Linked DNA regions of Homo sapiens: region 1 is linked to region 2. The links are chromatin loops, found by intact Hi-C in ENCODE. Cell type or tissue: A673. All regions are shown on one strand. Links, peaks and the distances in the headings refer to the core of each region. The heading gives the core; the rest is flanking DNA.

Evidence for each region. A loop is a pair of places that touch in the nucleus more often than their neighbours do. Peaks named below come from ENCODE experiments on the same cell type or tissue, not always from the same donor. Only the 100,000 strongest peaks of a DNase experiment are listed, where the experiment ranks them.
Region 1: it touches region 2 in a loop (3-fold over the local background); 1 of 110 quality-filtered maps calls a loop at or near these places.

Annotation. Positions count from the first base shown.
Region 1 is chr11:68,885,351-68,895,512 of GRCh38, reverse strand. It overlaps MRPL21 (mitochondrial ribosomal protein L21), which reads left to right. Exons shown (of 7, transcript NM_181514.2): 5 at 2,058-2,110; 6 at 2,520-2,623; 7 at 4,118-4,235. The coding sequence ends at 4,182. Among named protein-coding and RNA genes, the nearest start is that of MRPL21, 13 kb to the left of the region's middle. In A673, for the core only: CTCF peaks have their summits at 4,999 and 5,206 (motif pointing right); DNase peaks (open chromatin) are centred at 4,412 and 5,312; H3K27ac peaks cover 2,089 bases.
Region 2 is chr11:68,627,928-68,638,089 of GRCh38, reverse strand. No RefSeq gene overlaps it. Among named protein-coding and RNA genes, the nearest start is that of GAL, 52 kb to the left of the region's middle. RefSeq lists enhancers at 4,094-4,682, 4,683-5,271, 5,272-5,861. In A673, for the core only: a CTCF peak has its summit at 5,079; a DNase peak (open chromatin) is centred at 5,079.

The DNA of each region.
Region 1 (10,162 bases), core at 2,915-7,914, 260 kb before region 2:
ACGCCCTGCTAATTTTTATATTTTTAGTTGAGATGGGGTTTCACCATATTGGTCAGGCTGGTCTCGAACTCCTGACCTCAGGTGATCCACCTGCCTTGGCCTCCCAAAGCGCTGGGATTATAGGCATGAGCCAACGTGCCTGGCCAGTCTGTTTATTTAGCTAGGCATTTCTAGCCTTCAGCTATGATTCTATTTGCTGGGGGCGTCTATTTGATTTTTGCCTACTCTTTTTTTTTGTTTGTTTGTTTGAGAAGGAGTTTTGCTCTTGTTGTCCAGGCTGGAGTACAGTGGCACAATCTCGGCTCACTGCAACCTCTGCCTTCCGGGTTCAAGTGATTCTCCTGCCTCAGCCTCCTGAGTAGCTGGGATTACAGGCATGCACTACCATGCCTGGCTAATTTTGTATTTTTAGTAGAGATGGGGTTTCTCCATGTTGGTCAGGCTGGTCTTGAACTCCCAACCTCAGGCAGTCTGCCCGCCTCGGCCTCCCACAGTGTTGGGATTACAGGCGTGAGCCACCACGCCCGGCCTGCCCACTCTTTTTATAAAATTATAATTACCTCTGCAACAGGTAATTTTTCTGGGATGCTTAATTATCAATATAAGTTACATGGTTTTCTTTATGAATTAAAGCTCCTCCTCTGAAGGCAGATGTTTGCATATTTGAAACATTTCACATTAACAAAAAATTCTAGAAAGCCCCTCCTAAGCAGATTGTTTTTTATAACAGGAAACCCAGTGGGAGTGCACATGTCATGCTGAAACAAACTCTAAAAATACTTATTTTATTATTTGTCACTATCTAACATGCGTGTCCGCTGAGTTTGTTATATGATATACTTTGTCTCTAGACATTTAAGTTGAGTATGATTGGATTTTTTCTTATCAGTAAAATTTAAGATGATCTCCAACATCTAATAAAAACACTGTAGGCCGTGCGTGGTGGCTCACGCCTGTTATCCCAGCACTTTGGGAAGCCGAGGCGGGCAGATCACCTGAGGTCAGTTTGAGACCAGCCTAGCCAACATGGTGAAACCCCATCTCTAATAAAAATACCAAAAAAAATTAGCCGGGGTTTGTGGTGGGCGCCTGTAGTCCCAGCTACTCAGGGGGCTGAGGCAGGAGAATCACTTGAACCTGGGAGGCAGAGGTTGCAGCAAGCCAAGATCACGCCACTGCACTCCAGCCTGGGTGACAGAGCGAGACTCTGGGTCACAAAAAGAAGAAAGAACACTGTTGCATTTGGAAGCAAAGATGTCTTCATCTGCAGCCACACTTGGTGTCGTGATTTCCCGGCATTGAGAATGGTTGCCTGGCTCTTGAGAATTTTGCAGTCGTTAAAAGAATACAGGAGAGCCTCAATCATTGCAATATTAGTAGAACTGTAAACTGCGCCAAGAGACACAATGGTATGATTTGTGCTTTTTCTCTCTATGTTATGCTTTGATAGAAAGGGTTTTGTTTTTTTTTGTTTATTTGTTTTCTTTGAGACAGAGTCTCGCTCTGTCGCCCAGGCTGGAGTGCAGTGGTGCAATCTCAGCCTCCTGAGTAGCTGGGACTACAGGTGCATGCCGCCACGCCCAGCTAAGTTTTTGTATTTTTTTAGTAGAGACTAATTTCACCGTGTTAGCCAGGATGGTCTCCATCTCCTGACCTTGTGATCCACCCACCTCGGCCTCCCAAAGTGCTGGGATTACAGGCATGAGCCACCGCACCTGGCCGGAGATAGAAAGGGTTTTTGAAGTCACCGTTGGTATGAGGATTACAGCAGCTATCTGGATGCATATCCATGGTATCTAATAATCAAATTGTGCGTCTCCTCTGAGGGTTGGAGCATTTCCCTTAGGCAGCCCCACGGCTGTGCAGTGCTGCCACTTGTCAGCTCACAGCCCCGGTTGTAGATATTAAAGAGATCATTAGACAGCAGATGAAATTCATGTCACAATGTTTTCAGTCTTTCTCATTTTGTGTGGTGTTGACATCACTACCTGTTATTAGCAACTGTTCTTACTCATCGTAATGAGCCACTGATGAAACACACCTGTTGAATTTTTCAGGTCCTGCTGGTTGGGGCAGACAACTTCACGCTGCTTGGCAAGCCACTCCTCGGGTAATGGCTGTGAAGTGCTGGGCTTTGTCTGGGGCTCCAGGGCTGGACATGCAGACAGTGGTCACAGTGCAATTAGGCCAGGTGGGGAGTTGCATTCATATTCTTTGTTGACACCAAACACAACATTTATACTTAATAATAGTGGACATTTAGGGCCCATGAGAACATCCAGACCAAATTATTGGTCTCTTGCTGTTTCATGACAGTGTGGTCCTCTGAAGATTTGTTCAGACTCCCTGGAACTGTTCTTTGTGGTCCTTTTTCGTGGTTTTCAAAATGTTTCCATTGAGGGCGTATTACTTTTATAATCAACAAAAGAGAAAGTATAACTTCATTTTAGAAATTCTCACCTAAGGCATTTGAAAAATAATCCAAAAGGTACATTATTGTTGATTTTTCTTCCTTCTAGAAAGGATCTTGTTCGAGTAGAAGCCACAGTCATTGAAAAGACAGAATCATGGCCAAGAATCATTATGAGATTCAGGAAAAGGAAAAACTTCAAGAAGAAAAGAAGTAAGTTAGAGAAAGTACCGCTGGGCCCTGTTGCACGGTGCTGGTTGCCCAGGCGCATGCGGACGGAGGGTGTGGGGCACGTGGGTCTCGGGACAGGAAGCCCAGGCAGGTCTCAACCTGGCTGCCACTGCCCACTTGCCACCCTCATCCTAGAGGGAGCACCCAGAGGGTCCAGCCTCGCTCCCCTTCTCCTCCACGCTCCACGCGTGACCCCACCTCGCTCCCCTTCTCCTCCACGCTCCGCACGTGACCCCACCTCGCTCCCCTTCTCCTCCACCCTCCGCGCGTGACCCCACCTCGCTCCCCTTCTCCTCCACCCTCCGCGCATGACCCCACCTCGCTCCCCTTCTCCTCCACCCTCCGCGCGTGACCCCACCTCGCTCCCCTTCTCCTCCACCCTCCGCGCGTGACCCCACCTCGCTCCCCTTCTCCTCCACCCTCCGCGCGTGACCCCACCTCGCTCCCCTTCTCCTCCACCCTCCGCGCGTGACCCCACCTCGCTCCCCTTCTCCTCCACCCTCCGCGCGTGACCCCACCTCGCTCCCCTTCTCCTCCACCCTCCGCGCGTGACCCCACCTCGCTCCCCTTCTCCTCCACCCTCCGCGCGTGACCCCACCTCGCTCCCCTTCTCCTCCACCCTCCGCGCGTGACCCCACCTCGCTCCCCTTCTCCTCCACCCTCCGCGCGTGACCCACCTCGCTCCCCTTCTCCTCCACCCTCCGCGCGTGAACCCACCTCGCTCCCCTTCTCCTCCACCCTCCGCGCGTGAACCCACCTCGCTCCCCTTCTCCACCCTCCACGCGTGACCCCACCTCGCTCCCCTTCTCCTCCACCCTCCACGCATGACCCCACTTTGTTCCAACCCATGACGCCTAGCACTGTCCCCAAAGCAGCAGTGAATCCGCAAGCAGGTGTAGGGCTGTCCTAGCAGGTCTGCACTGAGGACATCCCCCATAGTGGGCATCCTGAGGGATGGCACCCACGGGGCATGGGCCACATAGCTGAGCGGCTGCAGAATTCTGTCCCTCACAGCTCTTGCTATAACTGCAGTTGCCGGCCTAAACCACCAACAGTGGGCATAGTTAAATATACCCAGAATACTGGTATTGGCTGTCACCTTAGAGTCATCTGGGTAGGGGAGCCTCTCATGTACCTTCTGACACTTCCAGGTAGCCTCAAGGTCACTCAGGTGGGGCCATCCTCCCACGCACTCCAGAAGTCACAGCATAGACAGTGTGGGAGGAGAGGTGAGGTGCCAGCGCAGGGCACTCCTGGCCATGAGGCGTCTGGTGTCCCAGCCTCTGCACCTGCCAACAGAGTGAACGAACAAGCTAGCGAGGCAGTCAGTGCACACCTGGAGATAAACACGGCCATGTGCAGCAGGGGACGTTGCCGGGGTCGCGCTGGCTGGGGAGGGCTGTGTGCAGAGCCCCTGCTGTAACTGATGACAACAGTCAGGGTCTGTGGTCAAGCCTGTGACATCCTTTCTTTCAGTCGTCACGACCCCGCAGACTGTCCTCCGGATAAACAGCATTGAGATTGCTCCGTGTTTGTTGTGATTACCGAGTTAATACTTACAAAAGGATAAAAATAAACTCCTGCTTCCCAAGGAGACCAGGTTTCTGTGTTCTGGTTTAAAGCCGTGCATGCCTGTTGTAGATAGTTTAACTGGAGCAGCATGTCTGTAAGCACCAGGCCCCCGAGCCAGAGAAAACAGGAACTCGGGGAGAATGACAAGCATGGCCCTCCCAGGGCTGGATAAATAGTATTCTTGGCAGCCCTCCACCCCATGTGGCGGCGGCAGGGCCCAGGGGAGTGGGGCGGGGACGCAGCTGGGACTTGGAGCTGACATCAAGAGAGGCGCAACCTAGATTCCACGAGATGGACAAGAACAGCAAATTCCATCTGAGTAATCGAAACAGATCTGTCGCCAGCGGGGCTTTTGTAAGGCTGGGGTTCAGAGCAGGTGGCCTCGGGTCCCTGCTCCTGGCCCTTCTGCCTCACACAGTCGAGCAGGGGCAGGGATCACAGTGCAGGGGGAGTGACACAGCGCAGCAGGGATCCAGGAGGGCTGGGCAGGACAGGAGGAGGGACAGCTGGGGAGTGGGCACAGCACATTCTGGGAGCTGACAACAGCAGGGACAGAGCAGAGGCCCAGGCTGTGCTGAACTCAGTCTTGGAAGTAGCAGGCAGACCCAGAGGGCTTGGGCTGCTGGGATCGATAGGGGTGGCTGAGGCAGGCAGCAGGGCCTGCTGGGAGCTACCCAGGTGAGAAGGGACAGGGTCCTGGAGCCAGAGTAGCGAAGGAACCAGCAAAGGGAAGGGCCTGGGCGTGGGGATGAGGGGCTCTCAGATGATGCCAGGCCCCTGGTTTGGTTCATTCACAAAGACAGAGCCATCCTCCAAAAGAAGAGTTAGGGCTTCAAGTGACAAGATACAAACCTGTAATCCGACCCGGCTAAGTATTTTCCCCAGGAGTCCTACAGGGAGTCGCTCTGAGATCTGGAGATAAGAAAACCCCTCAGGTGCCCAGCGCCCTGGTAGGTGCTGGCCCAGCTCCCCCATCGTGTTCTCCGCGTGCAGCAGGGGGCGCCAGCCCAGTGGGCTGAGCGCTCCTGGTCCCGCCCATCCCGGGCATCCTGAATTTGGAGACGTGAGAACCCAGAGAGTCAGGCCTCCAGGGCTCCACATGGGTTGGAGCGAAGCTGGGGGTGGTGGGAGGGACCTGGGGCTGTGGTGTGCTTGCGTCTTTAATGCAGCCACATCTGGAAGTAATAAATTTCTAAATGCGGTAGCTCATGCTATCTCCATCTGAAAGTGATGTCTCTAGAATCATGAGGCCTCGCATCCTTTCCCCTTACCCACCCCCTCTCTAGGTTCTCTCCCAGCCAGCCCAGCAGCGTCTCGTGTGGTCTCTGTTCTATGTGGAGGTTATAGGATGTTTAAGACGGGAATCGTTGGCCTATTCCATATTCTTTGACATAAGCACATCTCCATTTCTTACTATGCTTGAAATAAAAAACAGGTTCTGGAGACTCCTGCTGCAGTCAGGCAGTTCAGCTTGGTGGTGGGGTGGGGTGTAAGCATGGGTTCTGCAGCTAGAGAGCTGAGTGTGAATCCCAGACCCACCGCAGTGAGCTGGGTGTGATCTTGAGCAAGTTACCCAGCCCCTGTCTCATCTGTCAAATGGGGGTCATCCTAGCACCAAACCTAATGCGTTGCTGTGAGGAATCCAGCAGTTAGCAAGCCACCCACAGCAAGTGCTCAGTCAGTGTTCACTATTTGTATTACCTACAGCCACTGCCGTCTGGGGAACTGTTTGGTGACATGCCTATAAAATATTACCAATATTGGCTGGGTGTGGTGGCTCACGCCTATAATCCCAGCACTTTGGGAGGCTGAGGCGGGCAGATCACTTGAAGTCAGGAGTTTGAGACCAGCCTGGCCAACATGGTGAAACCCTGTCTCTACTAAAAATACAAAAATTAGCCAGGTATGGTGGCGTGCACCTGAAATCCCAGCTACTGGGGAGGCTGAGGCAAGAGAATCGCTTGAGCCCCAGAGGCAAAGGCTGCAGTGAGCAGAGATAACGCCACTGCACTCCAGCCTGGGAGACAGAGTGAGACTCTGTCTCAATAAATAAATAAATATATATATATATAAATATATAAAATATTATCAATATCAAACTGGTGAAAGTTAACTCCTTTTAAAAACTAGACAAGTTTCCTCAAATTATCACACGATCCAGCAGTTCCACTTCTGGGGCTATACACAAAGGAATTGACAACAGGGTCTTTTTTTTTTAAGATGGAATTTTGCTCTTGTTGCCCAGGCTGGAGTGCAGTGGTGTGATCTCGACCCACTGCAACCTCCACCTCCTGGGTTCAAGTGATTGTCGTGCCTCAGCCTCCTGAGTAGCTGGGATTACAGGCGTGCACCACCACACCCGGCTAATTTTTTGTATTTTTAGTAGAGACGGGTTTTCACCATGTTGGCCAGGCTGGTCTCAAACTCCTGGCCTTAAGCAATCCTCCCACCTTGGCCTCTCAAAGTGCTGGAATTACAGGCATGAGCCACCGTGCCTGGCCACAAGTTAACTATATAAATGCAATAGTCTCTATAAAATCCTGTAGTGAAATCCTATGATTTTGTGTTATCTTGGCATTCATTTTTAATCTTCCTCTAACACACCTGAGCTCCTTTTAAAATGCTTACTTTCTCTCGTTGTGCTTTGAATGAAATATAAATTTGCTACCCTGGTTTCTCAAAAACTCTGTAAGGGCTTCAGCTATAACTTGTTCCATTTACAGTGGCATAATTTAGTCTAACTGTCCTTTTAAACCAGTGAGTTTTGCCTATCTTGTGGCTAAAATTTAAAAATCAAAGCTATAAGATTTGTATTTATGTTTGTTTGTATTTGTATTAATACATGTGTATACATGTCTGTTGGTATACTGTCTACTTGGTACCAAACTGACTTACAAATAAGCAAGTCCTCATTATTAATAAGCCAAAGGCTGGGCGTGGTGGCTCATGCCTGTAATCCCAGCACTTTGGGAGGCCGAGGCATGTGGATCAGCCAAGGTCAGGAGTTCGTGACCAGCCTGACCAACATGGTGAAACCCCATCTCTACTAAATACAAAAAATTAGCCAGGCGTGGTGGCATGCGCCTGTAATCCCAGCTACTTGGGAGGCTGAGGTAGGAGAATCGCTTGAACCTGAGAGGCGGGGGTTGCAGTGAGCCAAGATCACGCCATTGTTACACTCCAGCCTGGGTGACGAGCGAAACTCCGTCTCAAAAAAAAAAAAAAAAAAAAAAAAAAAAAAGCCTAAATGCTTTTCAAGTTCACATGACTTTAGTAATCTTTGATAAATGAAACTAGTTTTAAAACTGTTGGTGCCCAGGCATGGTGGTTCACACCTGTAATCCCAGCACTTTGGGAGGCCGAAGTGGGAGGATCGCTTGAAGCCAGGAGTTTGAGACCAGCCTGGGCAACACAAGACCCTACCTCTATTTAAAATTTTAAAAACTCACAGAAAGTAGTTAGATGAAAAATAAAAGGCTAAAAAATAAAATGAAATAAACTTAATAACTTCTGGTAAAATAAGATAAAAATATCTGCAGAATTTCAAACATTTCTGCCTGGGTCTATAGGTCAGAGTAATTTATACAATCTTGGTTAGATGTTTTAAGGTCATAAAACTGTTGCTTCTGTGATTTTTGTTTCTTGTTTTTTTTTCTTTTTGTGAGAGAGTCTTGTTCTGTCGCCCAGGCTGGAGTGCAGTGGCAGGATCTCAGCTCACTGCAACCTCTGCCTCCCAGGTGCAAGCAATTCTCCTGTCTCCGCCTCCCAAGTAGCTGGGATTACAGGTGTGCACCACCATGCCAGTTAATTTTTTTTTTTTTTTTTTTTGTATTTTTAGTAGAGATGGGGTTTCACCATATTGGTCAGGCTGGTCCCAAACTCCTGATCTCAGGTGATCCACCCACCTCAGCCTCCCAAAGTGCTGGGATTACAGGTGTGAGCCACCATGCGTGGCCACTTCTGTGATATTTTTAATACTTGTTTGTCTGTGACGTCATGTCTTTGGTTTTGAGCTTTTAGATTCTAGGCTTTAGGCAGGTGGCCATGGTAAGTCCTGGTGACATATGCGTGTCCTCAGTGCCTAGGCCAGCAGCTGCTGAGCAGAGCTAAGCCCAATATCGTCCCATCCTCCCTGGCCCAGCTCTGCCTCCTGACCATGCTGGGAGGGGTTGGACCCTCCAGCCATGTCCTCACAGCTCTGTCTCTGTCTTGGGCTATGAACCTGGTACATAACAATTAAAATTGCTTACCCCCTAGGTTTTTCACTGGAAATCAGAGTTACTAAGAGTTAAAACTATAGTTAATACATGTAATTAAAACTACTGGCAGGGCATAGTGGCTCATGCCTGTGATCCTAGCACTTTGGGAGGCTGAGGCAGGCGGATTTCTTGAGCCCAGGAGTTCAAGACCAGCCTGTGCAACATGGCAAAATCCCATCTCTACAAAAAAATACAAAAATTAGATGGGTGTAGTGGTGCATACCTGTAGTCCTAGCTAGTAGGGAGACTGAGGCAAGAGGATGGCTTGAGCCTGAGAGGTTGAGGCTGAGGTGAGCTGTGATTATACCACTGCACTCCAGCCTGGGCAGCAGAGTAAGACCCTGTTAAAAAAACACACACACAACCCAATAAGAAAAACCAGATAAAAGAAAAACAAATTCTGTATGCAAAGTGTACAGAGAAAATAGGGTGTGTTTTTGGTAAGGAGGGTTACAAAAAAACATGAGAATGCAGTTTTGTTAAAGGAAAAGTAATTTTGTCTAGTTTACAGGTTATTTAAAGGTTGTTTTAAATTGAAAAAGTGAAAAATAAAACAATAGATATAGAAAGTTGGAGAAACAGACTCAAAAAGGTTTTTGTAAGAGGTTATAAAAGGTTTGTGGAAATCTTGTGTGGTCAAAGCTGATTAAGATTGGATGAATCTATTTTTGTTTTGTTTTGTTTTGTTTGAGACGGAATCTCGTTCTGTCACCCAGGCTGGAATGCAGTGGCACAATCTCAGCTCACTGCAACTTCTGCCTCCTGGGTTCAAGTGATTCTCCTGCCTCAGCCTCCCGGGTAGCTGGGACTACAGGTGTGCACCACCTTGTTCAGCTGATTTTTTGTATTTTTAGGAGAGACAGGGTTTTGCCATGTTGGCCAGGCTGGTCTTGAACTCCCAGCCTCAAGTGATCTGCCAGCCTCAGCCTCCCAAAGTGCTAGGATTACAGGCATGAGCCACCGTGCCTGGCCTGGACAGATCTATTTTTAAGCTGTTATTAAAATTAGCTTTAGGCCGGGAGCTGTGGCTCACGCCTGTAATCCCAGCACTTTGGCAACAAGAGTGAAACTCTGTGTCAAAAAAATAAAATAAAATGCAATAAAATAAAATCAGCTTTAACATACAGTAATATACCGATGCAAGGATAGAACTTGTTTTCTTTTGAACAAGATTTTCATGTGGTATTAATAAGAAATAGTAAATTTTGTCTTCACCTTTTGAGTAAACCGACAAAAAAAAAGGCAGGGGGGTCAGCATGTCCCTCTTGCTGTCTTTGTTAGGTCTTTTGATTGTTTAGAAAACTCAATCTCCTCTCTATCAAAAAGTAAAGATTTTGCTTTCTGACATCTTTTAATTGTCATTTTGGCTAAATGAATGACTATTGTTTTACCATGACCCGTAATCCTATTTTGATCAAGTGTTTTTTTGTTTTTTGTTTTGTTTTGTTTTGTTTTTTGAGACGGAGTCTTGCTCTGTCACCCAGGCTGGAGTGCAGTGGCGCAGTCTCGGCTCACTGCAAGCTCCGCCTCCCGGGTTCACGCCATTCTCCTGCCTCAGCCTCCCGAGTAGCTGGGACTACAGGCGCCCGCCACCACACCCAGCTAATTTTTTGTATTTTTAGTAGAGACGGGCTTTCACCGTGTTAGCCAGGATTGTCTCCATCTCCTGACCTTGTGATCCGCCCGCCTC
Region 2 (10,162 bases), core at 2,700-7,699:
TGTATAGAGGTGGGAAGGCTAAACTGAGGAATTATGTCTGACAGAAGGGAAGAAATGACTGCGGTGGCCTTCTCAGACCCTGTAGGAAAGGCCTGTACCTATCCAGTGAAAGTGTCTACCTAGACCAAGAGGTATTTTAGTTATCTGACTCGGGGCATGTTGAGTAAAGCTAATTTGCCAGTCCTGGGTGGGGGCAAATCCTCGAATTTGATGTGTAGGGAAGGGCCTGAATAATCCCTGAGGAGTAGTAGAATAGCAGATGGAACACTGAGAAGTTATTTCCTTGAGGATAGATTTCCATGATGGAAAGAAAATGAGAGGTTATAAGAGGCGGGCTAGTGGCTTGTACTATAGCATAGCCTGCCTTTGCTGGTGTGTGGCGATTAGGCCTGATGGAACTGCCATCAATAAATCAAGTGTGATCGGGGTGAGGAACAGGAAAGAAGGACATATGGGGAAATGGGGTGAATGTCAGGTGGATCAGAGAGATACAGTCATGGGGGTCAGGTGCGGTATCAGGAATAATGTGGGAGGCCAGATTGAAGTCTGGGCCAGCAACAGTGGTAATTGTGGGACTTAACAAAGAGTGAGTACAGCTGAAGGAGCCGGGGAGCAGAAAGTATATGCGTCAGGTATGAGGAAGAAAATAGATTTTGGAAGTTATGAGAAATGTAGAGAGTAAGTTGAGCATAGTTTGTGATTTTGAGGGCCTCTAAAAGTATTAGGGCATCAGCAGCCGCTGCACGGAGATATGATGTCTTGGCTAAAACAATAAGGTCAAGTTGTTTGGACAGAAAGGCTACAGGGTGCGGTCCTGGCTCTTGTGTAAGAATTCTGACCACACTAACCATGCCTAGGAAGGAAAGGAGTTGTTTTGTAAGGGATTGAGGTTTGGGAGATTAATCGGACATGATCAGCAGGGAGAGCACGTGTGTTTTTATGAGAATTATGCTGAGATAGGTAACAGATGAGAAAGAAATTTGGGCTTGACTGAAGTAATGGGGGCTGTCTGTGAAGCCTTGTGGCAGTACAGCCCAGGTAATTTGCTGAGCCTGATGGGTGTCAGGGTCAGTCTAAGTGAAAGCGAAGAGAGGCTGGGATGATGGGTGCAAAGGAATAGTAAAGAAAGCATGTTTGAGATCCAGAACAAAATAATGGATTGTGGAGGGAGGAATTGAGGATAGGAGAGTATATGAGTTTGGCACCACGGGGTGGATAGGCAAAACAATTTGGTTGATAAGGCATAGATCCTGAACTAACTTGTAAGGCTTGTCTGGTTTTAGGACAGGTAAAACAGGGGAATTATAAGGAGAGTTTATAGCTTTAAAAGGCCATACCGTAGCAGGCGAGTGATAACAGGCTTTAATCCTTTCAAAGCGTGCTGTGGGATGGGATATTGGCGTTGAGCCGGGTAAGGGTGATTAGGTTTTAATGAGATGGTAAGCGGTGCATGATCGGTCTCCAAGGAGGGAGTAGAGGTATCTTACACTTGTGGGTTAAGGTGGGGGGATACAAGAGGAGGACGCAAAGGAGGCTTTGGATTGGGAAGAAGGGTGGCAATGAGGTGTGGCTGTAGCCCAGGAATAGTCAGGGAAGCAGATAATTTAGTTAAAGTGTCTCAGCCTAATAAGGGAACTGGGCAGGTGGGGATAAGTAAAAGGAGTGCTTAAAAGAGTACTGTCTAATTTGGCACCAGAGTTGGGGAGTTTTAAGAGGTTTAGAAGCCTGGCCGTGAATACCCACAACAGTTATGGAGGCAAGGGAAACAAGCCCTTGAAAAGAAGGTGATGTGGAGTGGATAGCCTCCGTATTGATTAAGAAGGGGATGGACTTACTTTCCACTGTGAGAGTTATGGGAAGCTTGGCGTCCCTGATGGTCTAGGGGGCTTCTGAGGCAATCGGGCAGCGTCAGTCTTCAGCCGCTAAGCCAAGAAGATCTGGGAAGCAGTCAGCCTTGGGCCAGACTTCCAGGAGCTCTGGGAGTGGCTGCCAGGTGAGTTGAACAGTCCGATTTCCAGTGGGGTCCCGCACAGATGGGATGCAGCTTAGGAGGAATTCTGGGCTGTAGGCATTCCTTGGCCTGGTGGCCAGATTTCTGGCACTTGTAGCAAGCTCCTGGGGGAGGAGGTTCTGGAGGAACGCCTGGCCACTGCGGTTTAGGCGTTCGGAAGTTCTTGTGTGCTGGAGATGTGGCTGGGGTTTGTCTCACAGTGGAGGCAAGGAATTGCAACCTTTTTCTATTATTGTACACCTTGAAGGCAAGGTTAATTAAATCCTGTTGTGGGGTTTGAGGGCCGGAATTTAATTTTTGGAGTTTTATTTAATGTTGGGAGCAGATTGGGTAATAAAATATATTTTGAGAATAAGACAGCCTTTTGACCTTTTAGGGTCTAGGGCTGTAAAGCGTCTCAGGATTGCTGCCAAAGGAGCCATGAACTGGGCTGGATTTTTATATTTGATGAAAAAGAGGCTAAACGCTATCTGATTTGGGATAAAGAAAAAGGAGCATTAACCTTGACTATGCCTTTAGCTCCAGCCACCTTTTTAAGAGTAAATTGCTGGGCAGGTGGGGGAGGGCTAGTCACGGAATGAAACTGTAAGCTGGACCAGGTGTGAGGAGGGGAGGTGATAAAAGGATTATAGGGTGGAGGAGCGGAGGCTGAGGAAGAATTGGGACCTAGCTCGGCCTGGCGAGGGAGCAGCCTGGGGAGGAGGGGAGAGGTCAGATGGGTCTGTAGAAAAGGAAGATTAGAAAGGCTCAGCGACACTTGGGATTGGGACTGAGGGGACAGGTGGGAGGGAAAGGAGGAAGATTTGGGATGAGTTGCACTGGGAACAGAGACTAGAGAGGGACCGATGTGTGAAAGAATGCCTGGACATCAGGAACCTCAGACCATTTGCCCATTTTACGATAAGAATTATTTAGATCTTGTAGGATGAAAAAATTGAAAGTGTCATTTTCCAGCTATTTGGAACTACTGTCAAGTTTGTATTGGGGTCAAGTGGCATTGCAGAAGAAAATAAGATGCTTAGATTTTAGGTCAGGTGAGAGCTGAAGAGGTTTTCAGTTTTTGAGGACACAGGCTAAGGGAGAAGAAGGAGGAATGGAGGGTGTAAAGTTGCCCATAGTGAAGGAAGCAAGCCCAGAGAAAAGAGAGTAGAGACATGGAGGGAAGGGGTTCGGGAGTTCTTACCTTCCAGAAAAGCAGGAAAGGGGTTGGGGCGTGGAAATAAGGGGTTGGGGTGCAGAGATAAGAGGTCGGGGTGTGGAAATAAGGCATGTGGTGCAGAGATAAGAGGTCAGGGCATGGAAATAAGGGATTGGGGTGCAGAGATACGAGGTTGGGGTACTTGCCCCTCCTCTAGAAAAGCGGGACTTGCCACTCAGGGTGAAGGAGAAGGGGTTGGGGTTTCTTGCCCCGCAGAAAGGTGGAGAATGGGTAGAGACACGGAGAGAAGGGGTTGGGGTACTTGCCACTAAGGGCGAAGGACCAAGGCAGGCGTCCCTGCATGGTCTGACACCTCTGAAACCTGGGTGAATAATCAAAGAGGCACCCCTGCAATGATTAAACACCAAGGGAAGGCTGCCTTCCCTAGTCCGTGACCGGCGCTGGAGTTTTGAGTCCATGGATAAAACGTGTCTCCTTTCTCTCTACCAGAAAATGAAAGGAATTGAAATTAAGAGAAGGGAGAGATTGAAGAGTGGAAAGGAGAAAGTGGTTGAGGGACAGTGAGAGAGGTTGGAGAAGAGAGTAAGAAGAGGCCACTTACCCGATTTAAAATTGGTGAGATGTTCCTTGGGCTGGTTGGTCTGAGGACCTGAGGTCGTAGGTGGATCTTTCTCATGGAGCAAAGAACAGGAGGACAGGGGATTGATCTCCCAAGGGAGGTCCCCCGATCTGAGTCACGGCCCCAAATTTCATAGGCGTCCATGTGAAGAGACCACCAAACAGGCTTTGTGTGAGCAATAAAGCTTTTAATCACCTGGGTGCAGGCGGGCTGAGTCCAAAAAGAGAGTCAGCAAAGGGAGATGGGGTGGGGCCGTTTTATAGGATTTGGGTAGGTAAAGGAAAATTACAGTCAAAGGGGGGTTCTCTGGCAGGCAGAGTGGGGGTCACAAGGTACTCAGTGGGGGAGGTTTTGAGCCAGGATGAGCCAGGAGAAGGAATTTCACAAGATAATGTCATCAGTTAAGGCAGGAACAGGCCATTTTCACTTCTTTTGTGATTCTTCAGTTACTTCAGGCCATCTGGGCATATGCGTGCAAGTCACAGGGGATGCGATGGCTTGGCTTGGGCTCAGAGGCCTGACAACCACACCTGGCTAATTTTTTAAATTTTTTGTAGACATGGGGTCTCGAATTCCTGGGCTCAAGCAGTCCTCCTGCCTCGGCCTCTGAAAGTGTTGGGATTACAGGCGTGAGCCCCGGTGCTCAGCCTGTCTTTTATTTTAGAAGGTGTAGTAGACAGACGTTAAGGGAACCCCATGATCCCTGCTTCCAGGTATTCATGTCCTTGTATAATCTCCCCTGTTGATTGTGGGTGGGATTTGTGTGCTACAGTCTAAATATTGGTATCCCCCAAAATTCAAATGTTGAAGGTTGCAGCCCGATACAATAGCATGAAGAGGTGGGGATTTGGAAGGTGTTTAGGTCATGAGGACTCCACCCTCACAAATGGAATTGGTGCCCTTATAAAAGAGGTCAAAAGGCACCCCTGCCCCTTCTGCCCCGTGAACACACAGGAACGAGGCTCCATCGTGGAAGCAGAGGGCCAGCCCTCACCAGACACCAGATCTGCTGGCACCTTGATCTTGGACCTCACAGCCCAAGAACTGCGAGAAATAAATTTCTATTGTTTATAAAGTACTCAGGCTAAGGTATTTTGTTAGCAGCCTGAATAGACAAGATATCGTAATTGCTTCTAACTAGTAGAATACAGCAAATGTGATGAGATATCATGCCCATGATTACATTAAGATTTGGGCTAGAGGAGACCTTAGCCTCATCAAAGGATTACATTCTGTGTGTTTGAGGCCATATTTACCTGCTCTAGCAAAGATACCACGTCTGGTGCAACAGCGCCACCAGGGCTATGAGCTAGTTAAGTCGGCTCTAAACTCTAGTTAAATTCAGTGTCATCTGGCTTCTGCAGGCCAGACCGGAGAATTAAATGGAGACGTGATAGGAACCACCCATCCTTTAGATCTTTAAGTGTGGCCATTATTTCTGCCCTCCTTTCTGCCACCCACTCACTCCTCTGTAATGCAATATGTTTTTCAAATGTGGTAAATTTCACGTGCATCCGTGTGAAGAGACTACTAAACAGGCTTTGTGTGAGCAGTAAAGCTTTTAATCACCTGGGTGCAGGCGGGCTGCGTCTGAAAAGAGAGTCAGCGAAGGGAGATAGGGGTGGGGCTGTTTTATAGGATTTGGGTAGGTAAAGGAAAATTACAGTCAAAGGGGGTTTGTTCTCTGGCAGGCAGGAGTGGGGATCTCAAGGCGCTCAGTGGGGGAGATTTTGAGTCAGGATGAGCCAGGAAAAGGACTTTCACAAGGTAATGTCATCACTTAAGGCAAGGACCAGCCATTTTCACTTCTTTTTGGTGGAATGTCATCAGTTAAGGCGGGGCAGGGCATATTCACTTCTTTTGTGATTCTTCAGTTACTTCAGGCCACCTGGGCGTATACGTGCAAGTCACAGGGGATGCGATGGCTTGGCTTGGGCTCAGAGGCCTGACATTCCTGCCTTCTTATATTAACAAGAAAAATAAAACAAAATAGTGTTGGGGCGGCAAAAATTTTTGGGGGGTGGAATGGAGAGAGAGAACGGGCGATGTTTCTCAGGGCTGCTTCAAGCAGGATTAGGGGCGGCGTGGGAACTTAGAGTGGGAGAGATTAAGCTGAAGGGAGATCTCATGGTAAGGGGTGATATTGTGGGGTTGTTAGAAGAAACATTTGTCGCATAGAATGATTGGTGATGGCCTGGATACGGTTTTGGATGAATTGAGAAACTAAACGGAAGATACAAGGTCCGAATAAAAGAAGGAGAAAAATGGGTATTAAAGGACTAAGAATTGGGAGGACTTAGGACATCTAATTAGAGAGTGCCCAAGGGGGTTCAGCGTAATTACTTGCTTGGTTGGCAAGTTTTTGGGCTCGATCCTTGAGTTTTTTTATGTTGTCATACACTAGGCTAGATTGATTTAGGTAAAAACAACACTTTTCATTTAAGAATATACAGAGTCTTCCTTTTCCAGCAGTGAGTAAGTCAAGGCCTCGGTGGTTTTGGAGGACAACTGCAGCTAAAGAGTCATCTTGGGCCTGGAGGACTGATAAAGTTTGTGATATGTCTGATGCTAGCAGAGAAGTCATTAGACAGGCTACGGAAGGTCATGACAGAGGTTGAAATGCCTGCTATTCTAATACTGAGAGCAATAGTGAAGGCAGAAAGTCTTTTTTTTTGTCATGTCGGTGTCATGAGGGGAACAGGGAGCTTTTTGGTGCTATTTACAAATTGAATTTTGGGAGTAAGGAAAACTAGTGTGCATGTGCCTGTCTAATTAGCAGGTAGACACATGTAGGTAGAGGATCTACAGAGGAAGAAGAGACCTTGTGCGAGGCAAAACTGGAGATGTAAAAAGGTGAGAAGGAGTGCTGAGAGGGGTGTGTTGTACTTAGACTCCTAGGGATCCAGCTGGGGCGGCAGCTGTCAGAGGTTGTAATGGGGACTGATGGGGTAACTGCGTAGAGGAGGAGGTTCAATTTTCATGTTGTATGAGAAAACGTTGAGTATCTACGAGAAACCTTTCACTGTTATTTTTGGGGCTGAGTATAAGTAAACAAGAAGAGGGCCTGGGAGGAGAGTCTGATGAGCAAGGGGAAGGTAGCCAAGGATGGAGTGAAATACAGGGTAAGTGTCTTCCTAAGCAATAATTACTGCTAACGTTTTTAAGTTTGTCAGTATTGATAGAGGGCTTGTCTGTAATACAGAGCTGGAAGGCTTTAATTGTTTCAGTGATGTGTGTAGTTGGGCTTCGGAGATGAAGAGTAAAGGAACATCGAGAAGGTGAAAGATTACCTAGGGGAATTCCGGTAGGTCTTTGCCAAGAGATACATAAAGGAGCGGCCACAGGAATAGTAGTTTGTGTTGTAAGAGGTCCAAATATGAGGGGAGTAGAGTTAATATAAGGAGAAATGTTTTTTAAATAAGTGCGGAGGAGGGCGGCATCTTGCTGATGTGAAATGTCTGGGGAAGTTTTGCTGGACTTGTCTAGAAAGTAAATGAGTTCTTCAGGAGGGTAAAGGTGAGGGCTGTTAAAGGAAGTTTGGAGGTGTAAGGAGACAGGAGATGTTGCCTAGTCTGTCTGTAAGGTGGGGACAGCTGTGTAGGCACTGGAAGAAAGGGAAATGCAAAGCCAGCAGTTGTTCACTAAGGAGGGATTAGAGGTGGCTAGGAGGGAATGGGTAAGGTTGATAGTGTGGTGGAGATAGCTGGGGAGAGGTAAAGGGTGGCATAAGAATGAGAATGAGAATAAGAGTGAGTATAAAAGTAAAGAATAGAACTTCATCAGGGTGGAAGTATTGGAGGGTGCCCTGCCAGCAAAGATCATCTACTTACTTTAAGAGGGAATTAAGAGTGGCAGTTTGGGGATAGCACCAAGGGATATCAGCTGTGATGGCTTGAAGAAACAGTGTAAACTGGCAGTGTAAACAAGAGTAGGGCATTTATAAGTAGTTGAAAACGGAGAATAGGAGTATGACTAGACAGAAAATAGTATGGATGACAAGTTTTTTGGGGCTCGGCCTAAGTGGTGGGGGTAACTTCTTTGTTGCAAAAAGTAGGGTAAGGACGAACAGACCTAATAGAATGAAGGGATGTATTAGGCTCATAAGGGTTATTACTGTTCTTCAGAAATAGGAGTGAGTTTAAGGGAAGTAGGGGAGAGTACTTGCAACTTCCAGGAGGAAGAGGAGGGATTAGGCTGGCTGTCCGATGGACACAGCTTTATTCTGGAATGGTGAACCTAGTGGGGAGGATCCTGCAGGCGGACGGCAGTCAGGGTACTATAGATGACTAAGTAGGGTCCGGTCCATCGAGGTTGTAGAGTTTGAGGGGTCAGATTTTTAACAAGAACTGATCGTTTAGCTAGGGTGTCTTCTTATGGCTGGGGATCTGGAGTAGGCAAGAGAGGATTACAGCTTGGTGAATTTCCTGTCTAGCCTGCTGGAGGACTGGAAGATAGTCGCCTAGAGGGCTGGTGTCTGGGATGAGGTTGGGGCTAAGCAAGAAAGTGCGTCTATATAAAAGTTCAAATGGACTGTACCTTGTAGCATCTTGAGGACAGGCTCTAATTCTGAGAAGGGCAAGAGGTAAAAGTACTAACTAATCTTTTTGAAGTTGGTGGCTGAGCTTGGTGAGGTGTGTCTTTAAAAGACTATTAGTCCTTTCTACTTTTCCTGAAGATTGAGGACTGTAAGGGATATGAAGGTTCTACTGAATACCAAGAGCCTGAGAAACTGCTTGGGTGATTTGACTAGTAAAGGCTGGTCTGCTATCAGACTGTATAGAGGTGGGAAGGCCAAACTGAGGAATTATGTCTGACAGAAGGGAAGAAATGACTGCGGTGGCCTTCTCAGACCCTGTGGGGAAGGCCTCTACTTATCTAGTGAAAGTGTCTACCTAGACTAAGATATTTTAGTTTTCTGACTTGAGGCATGTGAGTAAAGTCAATTTGCCAGTCCTGGGCGGGGGCAAATCTTTGAGCTTGATGTGTAGGGAAGGGAGGGGTCTGAACAATCCTTGAGGGGTAGTAGAATAGCAGATGGAACACTGAGAAGTGATCTCCTTGAGGATAGATTTCTATGATGGAAAGGAAATGAGAGGTTCTAAGAGACGGGCTAGTGGCTTGTAACTTACATGGAAGAGGTTATGAAATGACGACAGAATAGAATGGGCTTGTGAGGCTGGAAGGAGATATTTTCCTTGGTCTAAGAACTATTTGCCTTGTGTGGGAAGAGATTGACAGGTGGAAGTTTCAGCGGGGGAGTAGGTGGGAGTGACTGATGTGAAGGAGAAAAACTGGCCGTGAGGGACAGAAGTTGCAGAGCTAGCTGCTTGTCTAGCTACTTTATCAGCATAAGTGTTGCTGTGAGAGACAGAATTTGGAAAGCTAGCTGCTTGTCTAGCTACTTTATCAGCATAAGTGTTGCTTAGAGCAATGGGATCTGACGCCTTTTGATGCCTCTTGCAGTGAATGACTCCAGCTTCCTTTGGAAGTAAAGCGGCCTTGAGTAGAGTTTTTATTAAAGAGGCATTAATGATGGAGGACCCTTGTGTAGTGAGGAAACCTCTTTCAGCCCATATGACCGCATGGTGGTGCAGAATATGAAAGGCATATTTAGAATCAGTATAGATATTGACGTGTAGTCTTTTTGCAAGAGTGAGGGCTTCAGTTAAGGCAACTAGTTCGGCTTGCTGAGAGGTAGTGGAGGCGTGCAGAGCGGTAGCCTTAATGATAGATGTGGAAGATAGTATAGCATAGCCTGCCTTTGCTGGTGAGTGGTGATTAGGCCTGGTGGAACTGCCATCAGTAAACTAAGTGTGATCAGGGTGAGAAATAGGGAAGAAGGCAATGTGGGGAAATGGGGTGAACGTCAGGTGGATCAGAGAGATGCAGTCATGAGGGTCAGGTGTGGTATCTGGAATAATGTGGGAGGCTGGATTGAAGTCTGGGCCAGGAACAATGGTAATTGTGGGACTTAACAAAGAGTGAGTACAGCTGAAGGAGCCAGGGAGCAGAAAGTATATGTGTCAGGTGTGAGGAAGAAAATAGATTTTGGAAATCATGAGAGCTGTAGAGAGTGAGTTGAGCATAGTTTGTGATTTTGAGGGCCTCTAAAAGTATTAGGGCTGCAGCAGCCGCTGCACAGAGACATGATGGCCAGCCTAAAACAGTGAGGTCAAGTTGTTTGGACAAAAAGGCTACAGGATGCGATCCTGGTCCTTGTGTAAGAATTCTGACTGCACAGCGCTGCACTGCGGCTGTGTGTAATGAAAAGAGTGGGGATGAGTCAGGGAGAGCCTGGGTGGGGGCAGTCTCTAAAGCTGTCTTCAAGGAACAGAAAGAGGAGTGGGGAAAGGATTTAGGATCTATGGGGTCA